2 separate regions of the Homo sapiens genome follow, and region 2 is linked to region 1. A link is a loop called in an ENCODE intact Hi-C map of the cell type or tissue named here. Cell type or tissue: endothelial cell of umbilical vein. All regions are shown on one strand. Each heading gives the region's core, and the rest is flanking DNA. Links, peaks and the distances in the headings are about the cores only.

Region 1 (8,351 bases), core at 140-8,139:
TTTCAAACTACTAATCTCACTTCTTAATATAAGGTAGAGCAAGATTCTGAAAAGTCTTTGAGTTTTTAGTTTTGCTAAAGCTGTTGTTTCAACTGAGCCTAGGTTATACAATTGTTAGGCTGAGGTCTCATCAAATAACTGAACAAATGGACTAATGAAAGCACCTCATATCTATAATTATCCACAGAACACAAAGGAAAAGAATGGGTAATTTCACTGTCTATATTACATTGGGCTGGTACTTTTGTTGTGAAGCTGGAATATTGAAGATGCAGTGTAATAATTCAGAGGTTATTTATATATCCTTTAAGACTGATACTATCTGTACATTGCACATTGGCATTTATTTCTACAGATTTATTTTGGTGTAGCTGGTATGGGAGCCATAAAGTACCAGTGTTCATTTTTCCAGGGATGAAATCAGAAGAGTGTTAGAGAATGGTCTTCTTCCTCAAGCTATCAGTGTGAATCTCTGAGATAACTAGAGTCTGAAAAAGAAGTTCAAATCTGTCTTAATTTTTCAGGCCAGGATTTCTCTACAAAACTAATCTTCAATTTAGATAGATATATGACCCTTGATTTTCTTTCATAATGTTTATAAACGTAGAGCCTCTTTTGTAATTTTTTCAGAACTCCTCACCTTATGCTATTGGGGACAAAGCAAAAGTCAGGAAAATTAGACTAATTTGGAAAATGACCACGTTACTATTGCTCTGGAGTAGGACACAGTTGGAGTTTATCACCAAGTCATTTTATGTCCCCTAGTAATGTTCCCATCTCCCAAATCCTCTGCTAATATTCCTGTATCTTTCAGAGAAGAGAGAAGCAACTCTATAGAAGAATTATCAGCAAAATTGCTCTATGCAACGAAAGTATCTTAATCCACTGAAAGTAAAGCAAATCTTGTCAGTTTCTACTTTGATTTAGAAGATTAAAAAAAACAAACAAAGTTATACATAACAGATATTAATGTTAATGAAAGGAAGAATTACAAGCTCTTTCTGTAATTTGGAATGATATGAAATGTCTGACCATTATTTTGTTATAATTCTTTACTATAAATAAGACTAAAGGAGGATCAAAAAATTTTTCACTTAAGAAGTAATCATACATTTCTATAAATATTTAAATATCAATTAAAGTACAGGTGTTTTGCTATTCAACAGATGCCTTATAAGGACATATACAACACAACTGCATTCATTTCAGGGTTTTGAATGTGTCAAAAATGTCCTGGTACCTTGCTCAGTAGTTACAACTAGTAAACTGATTTTCACAAAGATCTGAGTCAAGGTTGTTGTTACCAGATCCTTGTTCAAAGACACCAGATACTGTAGTTATAATATATTATACACATTTCAGCAGTCTTTTAATTTAAGAAACTATTTTGAGCTGTACTTAGTGCAAAGGGCAAGCGATAGTGACTGTTACATTGTTTCTTTTAGAAACAAACATTGTAGGCAGGAACACACTAAATACAATTTTAAGCAATACTGGAACTAAATTTGGTCATGTATAATTATTTTTGAAACATTAGGTTGGTTAGTTGATGTTCTAGATTTACAATAAGCAGTGTCTATTAGAGAGAGTTTCAGGGTTTTTTATTTTACTGTGGAGGGAAAAGAAAATTTGGGGGTGCCTAAGTCCTGCTATGATCATAATTAGTTGTGTGATTGTAATCATAATTTTGAGAATAGTAATATATCAGTTACCACGTATTCCATATTTACTTGTGGCCAGGCATGTTGCTGTATACTTTAGATTGATGATGATGGGATTGAAAAACCAAAACTAGTATTATCTTAGACATTTTTCACATGCAGAAACCAGTTTCAAAAAATTAGGTAACATCCAAGGTTAAACTTCTACATAATTTAAATTTATTTCTAATAATGACTTCCTTTCTTTGTTAAGCTAAGTTTTTGAAAATCTGCTTTGATCATGCAATGTAATTGTGCTGTAATATGGCAGGGTAGAGTCAATTCTTTGGTCTTTCTGGATAATAGTAAGAAAATTACTCTAAACAGGGACATCTTTGGACTCTATCACTGAGTCCAGTGTAATTGGGAGCAACTTGGTAATGGGCTTTGATTGTACCTCGTTTTCTACATTGCTATAATGAACAGGACTGTGTATTTGATGAGAGTCACAATGGTATGATGAGATTGGAAAACATGATATTACAGATGCTGTCATATGCAAACCATGGCAGAAGTACTTAGTGAACAATGACTGTAAGCATTTTATGTTGCCTTTCATTGAAAATGTTTTATAAGAAAAAATTTTTGCATTCCATGAAGTGATGATGGAATAATTACATTTTCGATGACAAAATTGCGCAGCAAATACATCGCATAAAAGCTAAAGAGATGACTATAAAATTGAGTAAAGATGCCACCTTCTCTACATTTGTATATGTATGAGTACCTTCTCCAATGTTCTCTTTTTGTCTAATTGAACTGTGGGAAAGTGTAAATATCCACTGAGTTGAGTCAATATTAATGTGGTTCCTAGTTTCTATTTTTCATTTGAACTCAAGTTATTGAGAGGATGATGTTAAAGTCTCTAACTCATAGCTTTGACTTTAAAATAACTAAAAAAATTGTATATGCTCTAACTGTATTGAGTACCAACTCTGCTATATACTCTGCTTGAGACTTGAGGACAGAAATAAATGATTTCATATATTGGTTGAGATATACAAGTATATAATTGATTATCCAAGTTTTTTTACATGAAGTGTATGGTCTATAAATAGGTTTCAAGGCATTCACAGAACCCTAAAATTGTATGCAAATCACTTTCTGTCTATGGATGTGAACATTTTCATAGGCAAGGTGTTCATGGATTTCATCAGCTTTTTTAGATTCTCAAAAGGTTCATTATGTTAACAAAGTTAGAAGTTATTAAACCTCTTTCTCCTTGGCAATGGAAATAACCTAGTTTGAGGGGTATATGTTTTCATATGTGATGAAATTTTGGTTCAGAAGTTTCGTGACTTGCCTAAGGTCAAGTAATTGTTTAATGACAGATCTAGAATAAGAATAGTAAGTTGTCTTGTCACCTAGTCCAGGCTTGTTACCCACCATATAGTTTTTATCTCATTGACATTATCTCATTGTTTCTTCAAACGCTAGCCATATAGCCTGAAGCATTTGTTTTCTGCATTTTCCTATACTATTAAATGGAAACATCGCCTTTTATGTGCTTTCATGTTTAATAGGGAAAAATTCCAAATTGCATTAGAAAACCAAATCGTAATTCAGTTTTTATTTTGGCTCATTCTTTATAAGAAGCAAATGACAACCAGAATTTTCCAATGTAATTTCCCAGGGGAGACCTAGTCTCAGAACATTGTTTACCCAAATCACAGTATCTTCGACATCTAATGATCATTGATTATCACAATGATAAATCACAAAAGAAAAATTCCATTGTATTTACTGTATGCTCTACCATCTAGGGCAAGGGCATAAAGAAATGATTTTGGATACTTCAACAGAATTGGGACAAGATATTCTTGTTAAGCCTCTACATAGGTATTATTGTAAACCTGAGGAGTCCATTCTCCATGCATTCAAGTCATAGGTGCTCTGGTTTTCCTTTCTTTCTTTTTGGTTTTTTTTTTTTTTTTTTTTTTTTTTTTTTAATCACTGGGGTTTGGTATCTCTATGGAAATAATTAAAAACTCTCAGGAAAATGGCACTTCTCTGCTCTCAGTTCAAATGATAGTAAGTCAGTGCATTCTTATATGACTTCAGAAGCTCACTTTTAACAATGCATGTGTGTATATATGTGTGTGTATGTGTGTGTGTGGGTATACACTTGAAGGTTGATTAACTCATTTATAATTCATATATGAACACAGTACCAAAGCGTTTACTTATTTTTAATTAAAAATTGGAAGGCATGATCTTCTCACAAAAGGGAATGTATCACTCCTATTTTTTCATTAGGAGAGGAAAATTCATGCTACACTTTATGTGTTTATCTAACATTTTGTAATTCTGGGGCTGAAAAATAGAAGGAAATTAGGTCAGGGTTAGCCTTTATAAAAGACACTTTTACTCTGACATACCACTGGGTGGAGTACATTGCTAGCCCAGAGACTAATATTACTCTATTGAAAGGTAAGAATTTCTGTGCCAGAAGAAACTCCTGATCAGTTTTGAGGTTTTATGTATTGCTTCTAAAATCTGGACATGTTTAACAATGGCTAAGTGACTAGAATATAATACCAACATTGACTATGCTCTGGCATTATAACTTTCAAGTTTCAGTCCATCATCCCTACACCTTTGGGAGATATGCCTAGAAGACTCTGAGAGAATTATGTGGATGAAGGCCATTTTATATTCTAGTCAAAAGAGCAACTGCAGTTTGGTCTGAATTAGTGTTTTAACTCTACATGGAAAGGCATAAAGCTTCTTTTTGATAATGAAATCAAACTGTACCCAGGTATTGAATTTGACTTTTTATTTCATGTTGCTTTGATATAGCTTATTTTGGAGCTGAGCCTAATCTTATAATAAAATGAGCTTCTCTACGATGCCCTGTGGGACTATTATTGTCCATAGCATTTGCCTGAATTTGGCCTTCAGGACTTTATGAATGAGAATAATTTCCTAGTAGGCATTAGCTCTATATTATTTTCAGTTTCCCCCCATTCCCCTCTCCTCTCTTTAATTTTTTCTCTCTAAGTGCTGGGAAAAGGAACTCTACTAATCAAATCTAAAAATCTCCAACCTTAGAAATTTATTGTGCTTTAAATTTTATAATCTAATAAAATTGAGTCATTTTTACAGAACTATTTAGGATCTATAATTCTAAATATATGTCTTTATATTTCAAGTAAAGATTATGTTATATGAAAGAAAGAATTCTCACATTGATCATTCTTTTGCCTTGTTTCTTTTATTCCTTTAATTTCATTTTCCTGCTCACAGCACCCCTTTATTTTTTCTTAGCTTCCAGCTCTCAAACCTCGCCCTATAGCTTTTATGCTTCTAAACTTCCCCTCCTGCCCCATTTCCATTCTAAATGGAGTTCTCTTTCATCTTTTTTTTTAACAACCTCATATTCTGCACTTTACTTAATTTTTCTTCCCAACGCTATTAAAGATTCTTTATTTCTCCCTTCACCCAAGTATAGCATCTCATCTATTTCTCTATACTGAAGATGTGGTTTACCCAGGGGAGGAAGTTTCTCATGCACACTGCTCAGTGCTGGGATGATTTCAGTGGTGCCAGCATATTTTAACCACATCATTATCATGTAGTCCCAAAGCCTTGCTCACTGAAAACACCATCTTTAAAAGGATTTAGTTTCCATTAATCAATTTCAGAACTTGAAATTCAAGCACGGAAAGCATTTATTAGAATGTTCCCTACTTGTTCCCACATTCATTTCATTCTCTTGACTATCCAAGAAAAAGGAATTGTGCAAAGGTCTTTTCTCTCTCCGTGCTTACCTCTCCTTTCTATAACCCACCGAGCCCCCCAAGTCTATTCTTTCATACAGTAGTTAAATCAGAGCATGCGGCAGGAAGGCATTGTGTGAACTGGTGGCCACACAAGTACTTTGTATTCACTAGAGGTTTAGAAGTACAGCAGCTGCATATAAATATGCATAGTTGAGAGATTCATGATGGTGCCTCCTCATTCTAGTGCTGGTTGGCTGCAGTGCAGGCACTACAAATCAATGAACATTTTCCCCATCCATCAGCTGCTCGCTTGCAAGCAGACAAAACACTTACAATGCCAGAAACCCACAGAGAGCTCCTTAGTGAACGAAACCTCACTGTCACAAGATTCAAAATAGCCTTCTCCCTCCCACCCTCAACCTCCACAGCTCTCGACCTCAAATGTCTTTTTTTTGTTAATCCAACGTGGATCGCAAGTACTTAAAAAATGATGCCAGGAAAGAAACTGGAAAAACAGGAGCAATGATAGATCAGAGTTTTGAGGGTCCTCACATCACACTTGTCACAAAACAAAGGCTTCTTTGAGATTTAACCCTTTTAGAAAATAAAACCCATCATAAAGATGAATCTGCTTATGTTGACTGTACTGCTTTACAATTGTAGGGTTTGAGCGTTGAAGCATTTAAGTATGCAAAGCATTATGCCAAGCTGTGTCAGACATTTGTAATTTATCTATAGTTACTAGATGGCTTTGGGTATTGAAGGAATTATGATTGATGATATGAGAAGAATAAATCATAGATATATTTAACAGTAGAAATCATATTTCTCTCTTTGAGCAATTTTTTGCAGAGAACTCAGATGTATTTATATTGTGACAATTCATGTAGAAACTTTAATAAAGCTTAACGTCACTTAATAAAATTTCATATGCAATATATTAGTGAATCAAATGTATATTTCTTGGTGAAAAGATATACATTCATTACATCTTGAGAACAAGTCTATTTCTCATTTTTAGATAAACATTGGTAATAAAAATAGTTTATTCTTGTGTAGCATGAGCTATTAAACAATTTACAGTGCTTTATCTGACAACTTGCCAACCCATCTTCCAATAACAATAATAATAAATATAATTTTTCATTCATTTAGGTTTTCACTACTTTGTAAATACACACCATAGCACCATGATGCTATGTGATACATACTATATGATAATATCTGTAGTCCCTGTTTTTAAGATGTGAATGTTCTGATTGGGGATATAGGAAATACAGTTACAAAATGACCACGTGACTTTCAAGTGTTAGGAAAGTCTAGTTCAGTGTTCAGTACGTTGAAGATAGTAAATATTTTTTAAATGTATGACATTTATTTAAAACTTATCTATCCAGTTAATATGTTTTGTTACCATGTTAAAGCAAGGATAAAAACAAATATAGGCAAGATAATTATAATTATACTTAACTGTGGCTCAGAGAAGCTGACAGACATGTCCAAATTTTATTTGCATGTGTGCAGCAAAACCAAAATTTGAACTCCTGTCTGCTTAACTTCAGAGCTCATCCATTCACTTCTACTAAGCCATGTAGAATTACAAGGCAGAATGTGATAATTGCTCTAGTGGATCAGAAGAGGTAAAGATCGCTTCCAGCAGGGAGGACCAAAGAAGACATCATTAAGAAGGAGTAGCATTTGAGCAAGCCTTTGAAGAATGGGCACAGGAACAGAGGAAAAACTGCAGACAGGGGTTAGCATTGGTGAAACCTTATGACTCTGGAAAATGAGTTGCCAGGCAGATGAAGGACACCACTTTGAATGAAGTGGATGCCGTAAATAACACTACTATTTAAAGAATCGCCAGACGGACTTCTTAGTTATTAGAAATGGAATGCAAAAATAGACTTATATTTCAGGTTTCAAATGAAAGTCAGTTAAACTCTCTGGACCTCGGTTTCTTTGTTTCTAAAGTGAGGACTTGAACCTAAAAACCACTGAAGACTCCTCTTAGGAGGTCCATTTTGCAATACTTTCATTTTCATTTTTTTTCGGAATATAAAAATGTTAGTAGTAGTGAATTCAATGTGTAGTAATTATATAACCTGTATATATGTAATTCGTCTTAAAACAAAAAGTATACCTATGTATTTACATATTCTTTTAAAACAAAAAGTATACCTATGTATTTACATATTCATATCTCTATATACAAACAAGATATTTGCATTTGACTGGCTTATATAAGCTCTCAACTTCATTTCAAGAAGGCTTTTTTTTTGGCCGTGTATTTATCTCTAGTTTGCTTCTTAGTGTTTGAGTGCAAACTGATTCTTATAATAATTTAGTCAATACATAATAAGAAAGTATACATGTACTAAGCAAGTGATAAAGACAAGATTTGGGGATTATGTGCTCTCTCATGATATCTGTATATTTCAACCTTTGGAGGGGATGTGGAGACTGAAATATTATATATTAATTCATCAATATAATGGCAAATTTTTGTGATGTTCAAATGCTCTTGAGTAGATTCACAAATTCCACTTTTCTATCCTGTAACCCATGCAGAAGTCAAAGTAAGATTTTGGCAATGTTTATGAAATGAATGTGCGTGTGTGTGTATGTGTGTATACACTTGAATGTATATATACATATACATATATGTTCAAGTATATCAAATACATATACATATATACATTCAAATATATATGTATTTGAGACATATATATATCAAATCAATATAATGTGTATGTGTGTACATGCTTGCACATATATAGACAATTTGAGGAACCATAAGAACGTAAAAGATTAATACAATAATGCTTATTTTTTTCCTGACTTCAAAGCATTTTTTTCCATTAGTACTTTTTCTCTCTAATTTCCCTTTCCAAATAAGAAAAGAGAACCCGAAAAACAGGAGTATTTT
Region 2 (8,351 bases), core at 273-8,272, 150 kb after region 1:
GGAAGACATTTCTTCTTTCCTGGTATTTTGTCTTGATCCCTCTCCAAGAGTGATCTAAGCTCAGTAAAGCCTTGGTCTTCTCGACACAATATTAATGGAAAATGTTAACCTTACCTATCTCTCTTTTTTAAGTATGGAGGGATTACCACAATGCCTTGTGATGATTTCTCTTCATCTTCATTGTTAGTCCTCAACTTTGTCTCAAATCATAATTTTAAACAGATAAACTTTGATTGTTAAATTCATTATTTTGTAAAGCCCTATGAACGAGTGAAATTACACACAGTTACAAACAGGATTCCCAACCCTTAAATCTTTTTATTCATCCTTCTATCCATCTACTCATTCATTCATAATCTATACAGAACATGATCCTACTGAGGTCATGAGTTCGAGACCAGCCCGACCAACATGGAAAAACCCCATCTCTACTAAAAATACAAAATTAGCCAGGCATGGTGGCACATGCCTGTAATCCCAGCTACTCGGGAGGCTGAGGCAGGAGAATCGCTTGAACCCAGGAGGCAGAGGGTGTGGTGAGCCGAGATTGCGCCATTGCACTCCAGCCTGGGCAACAAGAGCAAAACTCCATCAAAAAAAAAAAAAAAGAAAAAGAAAAAGAAAAAGAAAAAAGAACACGATCCTATGCTACGTAGGTGGGAAATACAAAATAAAATTAGAATTCTTTCTTTACAAAATACGTTCTTATGAGAATTTGTTTAAAAAACAAAAAAGTTATCAAGTCAGAAAGTGATCTATCCACAAAGGAGATGTAAACACAACGTTCTGATGTTTTGGGATTCTAGAAAAGGCATTTTTTGTTGTTGTTTTTTTTTTTGGTTGTTTGTTTTTTTGATGGAGTCGCTCTGTCACCCAGGCTAGAGTGCAGTGGCACGATCTTGGCTCCCTTCAACCTCTGCCTCCTGAGTTCAAGCGAGTCTCCTGCTTCAGCCTCCAGAGTAGCTGGGACTACAGGCTCCCACCACCACACCTGGCTAATTTTTTGTATTTTTAGTAGAGATGGGGTTTCACCGTGTTAGCCAGGATGGTCTCGATCTCCTGACCTCATGATCCGCCTGCCTCGGCCTCCCAAAGTGCTGGGTTTACAGGCGTGAGCCACCGCGCTGGGCCTGAAAAGTCATTTATTTTAGTCATTGAAAATCAAGGACAATTCCTTGGTGGAGGCTGCATTTAGCTGGTCCCTAGATAGGAAGGATTTCTAGAGAAAGTGATGGAAGGGCTTGGGTTTCTGGGAGACTATACAGTATATACAAATGTGCAGGAACAGGAAAGCTGGGCTATGTTTGGCAATGAATGTTGTTGCAAAGTTAGGTGCATTGTTGGAAAGTTAGTAATTGAGTGCCTAATAAAAAGTAAGCTGAAATCAGTTGATGGAGTAGCTACAGAGTTCAGGGAGGTTGTCCTGGGGATTGTGCAATTTTACAATGGAGTAGGCACTGAGGACCTTTTAAATATTTGGGGACAGACGCAAGGATGTAAAGTGCAAGATTAATCTGTTTCCAGTCAATATGGCTTAATACTCCAATCCAGAGGACCTGTCAGAATTACTGAGCAAGCTTTATGTAGACACACCATTTTTCCTACCCCTTAAATTCTGACTCACTAGGTCTGGGGTAGAGAATGTGCAGGTGTGTTTTGTAAAAGCTCCTAGATGACTGGCTAACACACAAATTGAGAAAGAGTTGGATAGAGAATGCTGAAATGAGAAAATATAAGGGATTATTAGATAGAAATAAAGACTATTGCAATGTGTAGGAAGAACAAAAATGGAGATATAAACCAGGGTTTCCTAACATGAATTTCACATGCCCCTAGACTTTTGGGGTTTTATATTCCTATGAGAGTGCATGTAATATTTTGAGTGTATGTCTATTTTTTTTCTGGAAAAGGTGATCTAACCATGTATATAATATTTTCAAAGACTAAAATCACCCAAAATTAAGAACTACTAGGGCCAGTTAGTATGAAGTAAATGGGAGAAAGTTCATGAATCTACAATTGGAAGTATTTAATGACAGAGTAGATTGCATAGGGATGAAATTTGTGGCAAGAAAGAAAGGCAGAGAAGATTTCATAAAGTTTTTCTACCTGTTGATACTAAAAGAATTAGAATCATCATATTCCTTTTGTGAATTAGCATTAACTTCCTCTTACACTTGTATTTCAGTTAATAGAACTTTGATATTAGGCATGGTGTGAATGTGGCACCACAGGAAGTTGTTGAAGCAGTAGTGAAAAATTTAGAGATGACTACATAGCTTCAGAAATCATTCTTCTAGAAACATAGTTGAACACTTTTGAAGTTAGGGATCAGGTTGCTTCCATCTTGTTGCTCTAGTAGAAATGCAAGGAGAAAAATAAAGGCACTGCACTCCCTTTTAAGGAAACAATTTGGATTTTTATAAACAGAATCTACTATGTCCTTAGAACTTAATCACAAGTTACACAAAGTTTTGGAGCGGAGGGGTGCATGAAAATGCAGACTTAATTCTAGGTAGTTATTTACCCAGCTAAAAATCAGAAGAAAAAAAGCAGTAGATATTGAAGAAAAACTATCAACCTGTCATAGTGAACATCAACAATTTTGAAGCATCTGATAATAAATGAACCCAACCATAATATGAGGACATTTATCTCAACCTTCTCCTTAAATAATATATTTTGCTTAGAAAGATGTACAGATTTCTTTATAACATATCTTATGACACATTTTAACACCTGTCTTATACAGGTGATTCATATCCTGAAAAGATTAGAACACTTCCATGTTCAACTGGAAAGATAATATTACTGGTTGCAAATGCAGTTAAACCTATTCCAATGTTACTAAGCCTACTAGTCTTGAACCATTTTAAAACAATTTAAGATATTTTCACATTATCTAAAGATAACTAGGTTTTTTACAAAATAAAGTCTGGGGAAGGACAAAAGAAAAAGTAACAAACTCTTAGAGATCGATGATAGCAAATCTTCATTTTATAAAATTATAAAATGAAAAATTCCAGACTAAATAGAAAAACAAAAACAACTATTAGTCTCATCAGCCAGAGAATATCTCCTATTATCATACAATGTAAACTCATGTGCTCTATCTCTCTCCACCATCACATACATGCACTCAATATTTTTATAATCTTTTGTAACTTGTTTTTCAATTGTTATATACTGAATACTTTGCCACATATTATTTTATCATATGCTTATTATGTTATTGTTTTATGATACACTAATATAATTTATTTAACCAGTCAGCTCACAGGTGTACATTGAATTTACTTTCACCTTATTTTTAACTAATATAAACACTACTATGTTGATAAATACACATACATATAATTATATGTAGTGATTCCCTGGGTATATTCATTGGAACAGATGATAATGGCCTGAATGAAGGTGATGGCAGTGGGATTAGCAAGGCAAAGAGGGATCAGAGAAAATTTAGAAGGTAGAATTAACAGAGTCAAGTGATTGACTGTATAGTTGAATGATATCTGGAAAACTTAAACCAAAATAATTACCTCCTAACATTATGCTGTTGCTCTATTGTTCTCCGCTCATTTGATCTATAACATTTCTTTCTTTCATGGGAAGGAAGATGCAATCAAGAATAGAATAAACAGAAGATTTGAAGTGACTGGTAGATTATTTTTTAAACTTATAGCAAGTGTAATGAGCTCTAAACAAATTGGTCTGGTTTGGAAGAGATAGACTCACAAGAAAAAAAAATGGTTTTACTTTTAATTTCTAAAGTTCATGGCCAGAAATATTAGCCTAATCCTAGAGACCTGGATCATAGAACTTATCATAGTTAACTATCAAATAGAGAAGACTTTAGGATATGATCTGAAGGTAGTCATCCATCATATAGAACACCATGATACTTTCTAGACTGGGGTCAGTGAAGAGACTAGTGTCCTAGAGAGAGAAGAAAAAATTGAATATAGGCAAATATTCCTTATTTCACTCCTAGTTTTACACTAGTGGTCGTTAGTGTCCTAGAGAGAAAAGAGAAAATTGAATATAGGCAAATATTCCCTATTTCACTGCTAGTTTTACAACCTCTAGGGGAGGGAGTGAAAATCAGAGATGTGTAATTCCACCTTTATTATACACTAAATTCTCATACATTCTAGAATATTCTAGTCCATTTTAATATTGTAGATACAATAGTAATAACTATTGTTCTAGATTTTCTTTTCCTTTTCAAGATTCCTTGAAAACTGGAATCTTTTTTTCATGGAGCTTATCCAGGGGTAGCATAGGACATAGTCTTTTTTGTTTTTCCTAAGTTTCATTCAGACTTTACTTTTTCTTCTGTCTTTATGCAGATAATCAAGTACTTGATCCTTAGCAGATAGGCTCATTTATTCACTTAGTCAACAAATACATTAAATACCTTCCATATGGAAAGCAAATTATTTTAAGTTGTAAAATTAATTTCAGCTACAATTTATTGTATTACATTTTTTTAATGTTAATTGAACATATCAAGGCCTTTATGCGGGTTGGAGCATATGCTTCACACAGATCGCACTTAGTATTTTAAGATTATAATTAGAAATAAACAAAGCAGGCCAGGCGCAGTAACTTATGCCTGTAATCCTCGCACTTTGGGAGGCTGAGGCAGGTGGATCACCTGAGGTCAGGAGTTTGAGACCAGCCTGGCCAACATGGCGAAACTCCATCTCTACTAAAAATACAAAAATTAGCCAGGCGTGGTGGCGCATGACTCCCAGCTACTTGGGAGGCTGAGGCAGGAGAATTGCTTGAACCTGGGAGGCAGAGGTTGCAGTGAGCCAAGATCGCACCACTGCACTCCAGCTTGGGTGACAGCGAGACTTTTAAAAACAAACACACTACAACAACAGAACACAAAGCACAAACACACAGAGACACACCTACCCACAAGCCTGTAAGAAATATTGATGATGGTGCTAAAGAAAATGTGTGAAGAAACAGTTCAGAAAGACTGTCGTGGCACATCTTTTCAAAATCATTGACTAAACACACCAAGAGAAAAAAAAGAATGATTTATTTGTTAGTGCTTCTAGTATCTTTCCCAAGAATTCAAGTGGAACAGAGAATCCAGTGAAATTTGGTGCTTTGCATCATTACTAAACTCATATCTGCAAGGTAATCATGTGTGATAAGGCTAAAATGTAAAAGCATTTAAATCAATAGCTCTTTCAGATGTTCTTCTGATAAAATTGCTTCATTTACTTTCCTAACTAATTTATGTAAGTGAAAAGATTAAGAGAAAAACTAATATTAGGAGTAACAGGATCCAAAGAATGTATTGAACTTCATTGTTTTAGTTGGCATCTTTGCGAGCCTTTTAATGATCTGATCTCAGAAACATCTATCTTAGAAAGGGGTATACTTTCTGGCTTCATTTACTTGAAAATAAATTAAGTTAGGGTCATAAGCAGAGGTTAGGTTACTTCTACCTGGAAATTAATCAGAAATTTGATTTTGCCCTTTGTATTGCTTTTCTGCCCCCACATCTCAACACACCTTCTGTCGTACAATCCTAAAGCTCCCTTTCTTGCATCGTGGCAGTTTAAAGGAATTTGAAGTTGTGGATTTCCATATTTACATAATTATATACTGAATATATAATATAATAGGGTAGGGTAAAGTGTTTTTAAAAGATGTGACATCTTAAAGAAAATCCACAGATATCATAAGTGAGTCTAATTTATTGGCAAATTTCAGGCTATGTTCTTAGTCATATTTCTGCTAGAAGAAAACTACTTTCCATTTTGTGTTTTCTCATTTGCATTACTGCAAAGTTATTCATGCATATGAAAAGGATATTATTCATCTCTGTATTCCTTTCTCTCCTTATTCCAAACCCAATGATTTTATGAGTTATACATAAAGAAACACACTGCTATATCTATATGTTTATACATAGATATCTATGTGATTCAAATTTGGTATTACAGCTGGATAGCAACCCCAAGTGATAACATTATGTGCTACATGTGTCTTATTACATCATTAATGATATACCAAAATTGTCAAATATGTTGAAATCCAACAATTGTAACTGACAAGCTTTAGCATGATTTGCCTCCATTGGGAATGAAAAAGAGATAGAGGAATGTATTTCTGAATTCTTCCTCAAAGTGCATATGGCTGTACGATAAGCTCTTGTTTCTTACCTGCTAATATTTTTAGTGAGATGCTGTTGTCACAGTATTCATGGTAACTGGTTTCTGAAGTTTTTATGTGCATAAAGCCATATCATCTCCTAAATTGAAATTCCAGTGATATTCCAGAAGGAACTATGAAGGTGAACTGGCAAGAAGAAAGATGACCAACCTGACAGGGCTTTTTCCTTTCTCTAATGTTTGATTCTTCTTATCTCAATATCCCAAGGAAATTATTTCACTTGAAAGTTTAGGCAGAATCCGCAGAAAAAAAAATTTCTCTTTTCTACTCTCCAGTTCTACTCCTACCCCTTAGAAAAGCAAATGGTATTCCTTCAATTCTTGAAAGTTTTTCCTTAAAATATCTTGGCATTTGCAAGGCAGAGGAAAATAGGGTTGACAGTGAATTTCATGGACACAAACCTCATTCATGACAATGATGAGGTATTCAAGATTTCTCACCCTTTGTGTCCTGCTTTATGTGTATTTAGGGATGGCATGAAGGAGGAGAAAGAGGAAGCTTATACTTTTTTCTTTAAAATTAATTCCCATTTAGCCGTTAAAGAGTGGAATCGTTTTTAAGCCGGGAAGACATTGTATTTGCATTTTCCTTTTCAATAATTGTAGCAGATATGAAAGTGAATAGACAATGGCAGTCACATACAGAATAACCTGGTTTCCTAGATGGACCCACTTGTCGGAGATCAAACGGCTACAGCACATTTAGGGTTACACTCTCTTTCCCTTCCTCCTTATTCTCAACTGCAGTGGAGCTTGTTCCAAAGTTGCCATGGTAACACTATATCTGGCTGCTAGCTCTGTCGTAAGTTATTGAACTGAGACTGGCTTTTGGTTTAGCAGATAATTAGGTTCTGTCTCACAGGTTCATTTTCCTGTGACTGGGACGTGAATATGACCTACAGCTGGCCTCAATTTCAGTGTCACAGACAAAACTTTAACCCTTCCAAGCTCCTCTGGCACACTCCTAAGCACCGCTTGTGTGGTAGAGGAAGTCCAGTGTATGTCACCCATACCTTGAGGAGGATTACCAAGTCCTCATTTTATTTTTTATCTTTAGCATAACACTAAAGAAAATATAGTGAAGGTTGTACACATAGAGCATTTTCAAAATAAAAAATATAACAATGTGATATATAGTTATGTATTTTATATATACTACATGAAACTTTTTGTAGTCATATTATTTCCTTGAGTCTCTAATAATTTTTAAGTCACACTGAAATTTCTTCTGTTATAATTAGGAATCCACAGAATTTCAATTTCAAAACCTCTGTTCTCAGAAATATTAGGTGGGTACTTTTATTCTCAGCTTTGAGAACTGTCTGCCAGTTCATTGACACTCCTCTCTCTGCTCTTATATACCCTGAATTATAGCTGACATTAAAAGGTTCCATTGGAGTCACAGGCAGACCCATATGACAGGAAACACCGCTACCACTCTACTAAATGCCAAAATGCTCACTCAGGGCTTAAATCTTGCTGGCTTGGAAAACCAGCTACTTCTTTTGCATGTTGTATTTGGAAGATTTCAATCAGTTAAATAGCTGCCCTTTGTTTAAGACAAAGAAAGAAACATAACTTTGGGAACAGATATTGAATTCACAATATCCATGGCAACACAGAGAGCTGTGGAATTGCTAAGAGAAGATGTACCTTTGTATGTCAAACAATGGGAAAGACCTTCAAGGAAATCTGTTTAAAATTTTTAGTGTATGTCACCTAGAAGCTTAACATGAAAAGGTAAGAAAGGAATAGGGAGAGTTGAGTTTACCAGAATTAAAACATGAGTTAAAGGAATTCCATACCCTAATTGGCCGAAGGATCACCTAACCATGTTAATAGTGACAGGTAAAATTTGTGAAAGGGAAGATTAGAAGATTCAACAATTGCATATTGGACTTATGATGTGTGTGTGTATGTGTGTGTGTGCGTGTGCGCATGTGCACAGGCATATGTCCCGCATAGACTGTACTCTATTTTAATCCGTGCCTTTCATTCTCAAACTCTAGATGACAAGAGCACCTCAAAGGCAGCAGCCTCAAGGAGCAGCCATGGCCCCAGACTTGTCGCACGGATGCAGAAAACTTAATGGAGGAGGCTGAGGTCAGAATGGGAAGAGTTTTTAAAAAATAAAAAGGGGAGCTAATATGT

What was found. Peaks named below come from ENCODE experiments on the same cell type or tissue, not always from the same donor. Only the 100,000 strongest peaks of a DNase experiment are listed, where the experiment ranks them.
Region 2: a loop joins it to region 1, with 2.1 times the contacts of the local background. A loop is called at or near these places in 13 of 110 quality-filtered maps.

What each region holds. Positions count from the first base shown.
Region 1 is chr21:16,450,487-16,458,837 of GRCh38, forward strand. All of the region lies in intron 5 of MIR99AHG (mir-99a-let-7c cluster host gene), which reads left to right. Among named protein-coding and RNA genes, the nearest start is that of MIR99A, 84 kb to the right of the region's middle. In endothelial cell of umbilical vein, for the core only: no CTCF peak of the experiment used is centred there; a DNase peak (open chromatin) is centred at 4,015.
Region 2 is chr21:16,598,785-16,607,135 of GRCh38, forward strand. It overlaps MIR99AHG (mir-99a-let-7c cluster host gene), which reads left to right. Exons shown (of 10, transcript NR_136541.1): 7 at 8,210-8,303. Among named protein-coding and RNA genes, the nearest start is that of MIR125B2, 13 kb to the left of the region's middle. In endothelial cell of umbilical vein, for the core only: no CTCF peak of the experiment used is centred there; no DNase peak of the experiment used is centred there.